Regions from separate parts of the Homo sapiens genome. Here region 2 is linked to region 1. Evidence: read pairs that join two places in POLR2A ChIA-PET (ENCODE). Cell type or tissue: endothelial cell of umbilical vein. All regions are shown on one strand. Links, peaks and the distances in the headings refer to the core of each region. The heading gives the core; the rest is flanking DNA. Region 1 overlaps SARNP (SAP domain containing ribonucleoprotein). Region 2 overlaps PYM1 (PYM1 exon junction complex associated factor).

The links. ChIA-PET counts read pairs that join two places held together with the same protein. Peaks named below come from ENCODE experiments on the same cell type or tissue, not always from the same donor. Only the 100,000 strongest peaks of a DNase experiment are listed, where the experiment ranks them.
Region 2: POLR2A ChIA-PET joins it to region 1 with 6 read pairs; 13 of 35 experiments call an interaction of 5 or more read pairs at or near these places.

Annotation. Positions count from the first base shown.
Region 1 is chr12:55,803,623-55,806,426 of GRCh38, forward strand. SARNP (SAP domain containing ribonucleoprotein) reads right to left here. Exons shown (of 11, transcript NM_033082.4): 2 at 7-106. Among named protein-coding and RNA genes, the nearest start is that of SARNP, 13 kb to the right of the region's middle. In endothelial cell of umbilical vein, for the core only: no CTCF peak of the experiment used is centred there; no DNase peak of the experiment used is centred there.
Region 2 is chr12:55,904,634-55,907,437 of GRCh38, forward strand. The region is part of intron 1 of PYM1 (PYM1 exon junction complex associated factor); the gene reads right to left. Among named protein-coding and RNA genes, the nearest start is that of PYM1, 22 kb to the right of the region's middle. In endothelial cell of umbilical vein, for the core only: no CTCF peak of the experiment used is centred there; a DNase peak (open chromatin) is centred at 1,618.

The sequences.
Region 1 (2,804 bases), core at 305-2,804:
ACTCACCATGTTCTTCAAGATATGCCTGGAGTCTGTGGATAAGATCTTGCTTTATTCCCTTGGTCTCCAAACCACGAGCAAGACATTCTTGCTTTAGTTCGGCAAGCTGAGGGGAAAAAAATAAAACTTTTCCTTAGTTAACAGGATGAACACCAGTGAATAAAATGGTAGTTCCCACAAGGAAAAGAAAAAAAGAAAATGAAGTTCCATCCCAAATTACTGCCCTTAATTCTACCAAGGCTCTAGGTCCACAAAGATGATCCATTTTCCTCTAACGATATTCAATATACAAGAGGAACTGCCTAACAGATGCTGAAGAATAAACATCACACTTTAATAAAAAACCTCATCTATTTGTATACCTACTAACTGTCACAAATCTCTAGTTATTTCTAAATATTCTGAGGGGGGAAAAAGGTTTTTTTCTTAAGACTACTGTGGCAGCCAGCATATTGGAAGAATGAACCTTCAAGTAGAAAATCCAATGATCTAAAAGCAGATTCTCCTTACCACTTATTATCCCAGATCCGTTATTACAATCTACCATATACATGCATACAGGTCTAACCACCATAGAATTAGGTAGATGCATTAGCTAATGTGAACAATGAATTGATTAAAGGATCTGTGTCAAAATGGGAAGAAATATCTAATGGCATACCATAGAGTTCTGCTGAAGATTTAACTTATCTAAAGATATAAAAGCTATGTTCATCAATTTTACAGACAATAGGAGGAAGGAGAATTGATGGATTATTGACATAACTAAGCTTAAAAAATGCAACACGGAAACAGAAAAAAAAAAAAACACTTCTTCAGGACTAATAATAAGCCAAAACAAAGACTCAATTTAGTAGGAATAAGGTATACATATAACTTCCTACACTTAGATTCAAAACTTCAGTTATATAAAAACTGGGTAAGGGAGGATTGGCTCAATAGTAACTCAAAGGATAAAGACATCAGAATTTTAGGCAAAGAAGGTTAACAGTATGATTTGCTACCTATAAGTCATAGGTAACTGAAATATAGACTCCATAATAAACGATGTAATGGCCTTACTGGGCTCTATACTCTTATTTTACGAAGCACAACGACATGCTGACCCAGGAGAACAAGCAGGAAAGAAAGGCTCCAGAAATTCTATATGCAGATCAACACACAGATAGATCTTTGGTCTGAAAGATGACCTTTTTTGTTTTGGAGTACAGATCTATGACCAATCAGTAGAAGCTAGAAGGCAGACTCCTATAGACAAAAAATTTTACAACTATGGAGGATGCTCTGCATCTCTACGTTTTTCAGCTAGGAGAACATTTCATAATGAAAAGTGGAGAGTTTTTTAAAACATATCACAATGGCCGGGCGCGGTGGCTCACGCCTGTAATCCCAGCACTTTGGGAGGCCGAGGCGAGTGGATCACAAGGTTAGAAGATCGAGACCATCCTGGCTAACACAGTGAAACCCCGTCTCTACTAAAAATACAAAAATTAGCCAGGCGTGGTGGCAGGCGCCTGTAGTCCCAGCTACTCGGGAGGCTGAGGCAGAAGAATGGCGTGAACCCTGGAGGCGGAACTTGCAGCGAGCTGAGATCGACCACTACACTCCAGCCTGGGCGAAAGTGCGAGACTCCGTCTCAAAAATAAATAAATAAAATAAATAAAACATATTACAACGACTAGCAAAGCATTTAGTGAGTGGGGCGGGCAGGCAGGGATGCTATGAACAGAACTGCCCAACCCAACAAGCTGAAAGCAACCTCTACTGAGGAACATGGTAGGTAATCACCCATTAAAAATTATTTTTAGGCCAGGGACAGTGGCTCACGCCTGTTATCCCAGCACTCTGGGAGGCCAAGGCGGGCAGATCATCTGAGGTCAGGAGTTCAACAGCAGCCTAGCTAACATGGTGAAACCCTGTCTCTACTAAAACTACAAAACTAGACCAGGTGCGGTGGCTCACGCCTGTAATCCCAGCACTTTGGGGGGCCTAGGCAGGCAGATCAACTGAAGTCAGGAGTTCAAGACCAGCCTGGCCAACACGGTGAAACCCTGTCTCTACTAAAAATACAAATATTAGCTGGGCATGGTGGCAGGTGCTTATATTCACCCAGCTATTCAGGAGGCTGAGACAAAAGAATTGCTTAAACCTGGGAGGCGGAGGTTGCAGTGAGCCAAAATCGTGCCATTGCACTCCAGCAGGTGAAAGAGTGAGACTGTCTCAAAAAAATAAATAAAAATAAAAATAAAAATATAAAATACAAAACTAGCCAGGCATGGTGGCACATGCCTGTAATCCCAGCTATTGAGGAGGCTGAGGCAGGAGAACAGCTTGAACCTGGGACGCAGAGGTTGCAGTGAGCCGAGATCACATCATTGCGCTCCAGCCTGGATGCCAAGAACAAAATTCTGTCTCAAAAAAAAAAAAAATTATTTTTAAGGCTTTTGCCAGTTTTAAAAAAAAAAATGACTGCAGAGTGACTGGAGAGCATAGCCTCTGAAGCCAGACTACTTAGGTTTGAATTCCAGTTTTACTACTTGTAACCTTATGTGAATAACTTCACCTCTCTATGCCTCAGTTTCCTTACTTGTGAAATGGGAATGATAACAGTACCTATTTCATAGGGTTGTTATGAAGACTAAATTAAAAAAAATTTTTTTTTTTTTTTTTGAGACGGAGTCTTGCTCTGGTGCCCTGGCTGGAGTACAGTGGCATGATCTCGGCTCACTGCAACCTCTGCGTTCCAGGTTCAAGCAACTGTCCTGCCTCAGCCTCCTGAGTAGCTGGGATTATAGGCATGTGCC
Region 2 (2,804 bases), core at 244-2,743, 100 kb after region 1:
AAAAAGCTGAAAGCAACTTAAAAGGCCATCAAGTGGAGTTCGAGACCAGCCTGGCCAACATGGTGAAACCCTGTCTCTACTAAAAATACAAAAATTAGCCGGGTGTGATGGCACACGTCTGTAATCCCAGCTACTGGGGAGGCCGAGGCACGAGAATCGCTTGAACCTGGGAGGCAGAGGTTGCAGTGAGTCTCAAAAAAAATAAAATAAATGTTCTGACACTGACTAGTGTTCAAGATACACTAAGTGAAAAAGCAAGCTGCAGGATAACATGTGGAGTAGTGGTCCTCTAACTTTTTTTATTTCAGGACCCCCTTTACACTGTTATTTTATAATATGCATATCATTATACAATATTTATTTATATTTATTTATTTATTTATTTTGAGACAGAGTCTCGCTCTGTCGCCCAGGCTGGAGTGCAGTGGCGCAATCTCGGCTCACTGCAAGCTCTGCCTCCCGGGTTCACGCCATTCTCCTGCCTCAGCCTCCCGAGTAGCTGGGACTACAGGCGCCTGCCACCACACCTGGCTAATTTTTTTTTTTTTTGTATTTTTAATAAAGACGGGGTTTCACCATGTTAGCCAGAATGGTCTCAATCTCCTGACCTCATTATCCGCCTGCCTCAGCCTCCCAAAGTGCTGGGATTACAGGTGTGAGCCACCGTGCCTGGCCTATTATACAATATTTAAAAGAGATCATATTCATTAATCTCATCACTAAAGTATTTAAGTACATGGAAGCTATCAAGCTCAGAATGGGAAATATAAGTTTTCCAAAATTCTTGGCAGGGCACAGTAGCTCATGCCTGTAATCCCAACACTTTGAGAGGCTGAGGCGGGCGGATCATCTGAGGTCAGGAGTTCGAGAGCAGCCTGGCTAATATGACAAAACCCTGTCTCTACTAAAAATACAAAAATTAGCTGGGCGTGGTGGCAGGCGCCTGTAATCCTAGCTACCCGGGAGGCTGAGGCAGGGAGAACTGCTTGAACCCACGAGGCGGAGGTTGCAGTGAGTGGAGATTGCGCCACTGCACTCCAGCCTGGGTGACAGAGCGAGACTCCAACCCAATTAAAAAATATATATATATGTATATATATATATATTTTATAGAATTTTGGAAAATTTATTTTATATTATATATATATTATTATTATTATATAAAATAAATAAGTTTTCAAAAATTCTAATTTTCTATATATATTAGATATATATATTATATATTAGATATATATATATCTATTAGATATATATATTATTATATATATCTAATAGATATATATATTATTATATATATCTAATAGATATATATATTATTATATATATCTAATAGATATATATATTATTATATATAATATAAAATAAATAAGTTTTCCAAAATTCTAATTTTCACCTAAGTGTTTGAATTTTATCATTGGCGAGAAAAACTATCAGTTGTTTTCCTTCACTTTCACTTCCTTCATTTTCAGGAAAATGATCATTGGATAGTCAGGTCTGAATTACCATAGTTTGTCAGTGTTTTTTTTTTTCAAGTAAAAAATACTGCTCCATGAGAAGAAAGTTTGTTCAGCTTGCAATTCAGACAACCATCCTACTTCGGTATGCAGCAGAAGTGTTTCATGCTTACTTCCCATGAGTCACAGAGAACATTAAAAAAATATGTATTCAAGGGCTGGGCTTAATACAATTAATCATTTTCATTGTATCATCAATGATATCCTTAGGTGAAACTGGCATTTACAGCAAGTGTGTGGCAGTGAAGAACAAAATGATTAGTATAATTTGGTGCCACTGCCCTGACAAATGCATGCTTACAGGGCCAGCAGTTTCACCAACCATGTCTTTTGCACCATTGGTGCAAAGTCAACCCCATGAAAAAGACAAATAAATAAGCATGATTATGAGAATAGTTTTGCTTGCAGACCTTCTGAAAGAGTCTCAGGGACCCCCTTAAGGGTCCTGAACCACACTTTGAGAATCGCTGATATAGAGTATGGTACTATTTTATTTTATTTATTTATTGATTGATTTTGAGATGGAGTTTCGCTCTTGTTGCCCAGGCTGGAGTGCAATGGTGCAGTCTCGGCTCACTGCAACCTCCTCCTCCCAGATTCAAGTGATTCTCCTGCCTCAGCCTCCTGAGTAGCTGGGATTACAGGCATGCACCACAATACCTGGCTAATTTTGTGTTTTTAGTAGAGACGGGATTTCTCTGTATTGGTCAGGCTGGTAGCAAACTCCCGACCTCAGGTGATCCACCCGCCTCGGCCTCCCAAAGTCCTGAGATTACAGGTGTGAGCCACCGCACCCAGCCAGTATGGTACTATTCTTGTTGGAGTAAAGGGCAACACTTAAAGACATGTAGTCTGTGTACAGGGACAAAGAAAAAGGTGTGCAAGGACACATACCAAACTGTTAATACATATCAAACATATATATATATATGTTAAGAGAGAAAGTTAACATATATATATATATATATATGTTTTGTTGTAGCTCTCTTATTTTAAGTATTACTTTTGTAAAAATAAAGAAAAAAGATTTTTAAGGCCAGATGCGGCGGTTCACACCTGTAATCCCAGCAATTTGGGAGGTTGAAGTGGGTGGATCACACAAGTCCAGGAGTTCCAGACCAGCCTGGCCAATATGGCAAAACCCTGCCTCTACTAAAAATACAAAAATTGGCAAGGCAAGGTGGCTCACACCTGTAATCCCAGCACTTTGGGAGGCCGAGGCAGGTGGATTGCCTGAACTCAGGAGTTCAAAACCAGCCTGGACAACATGGTGAAACCCTGTCTCTACAT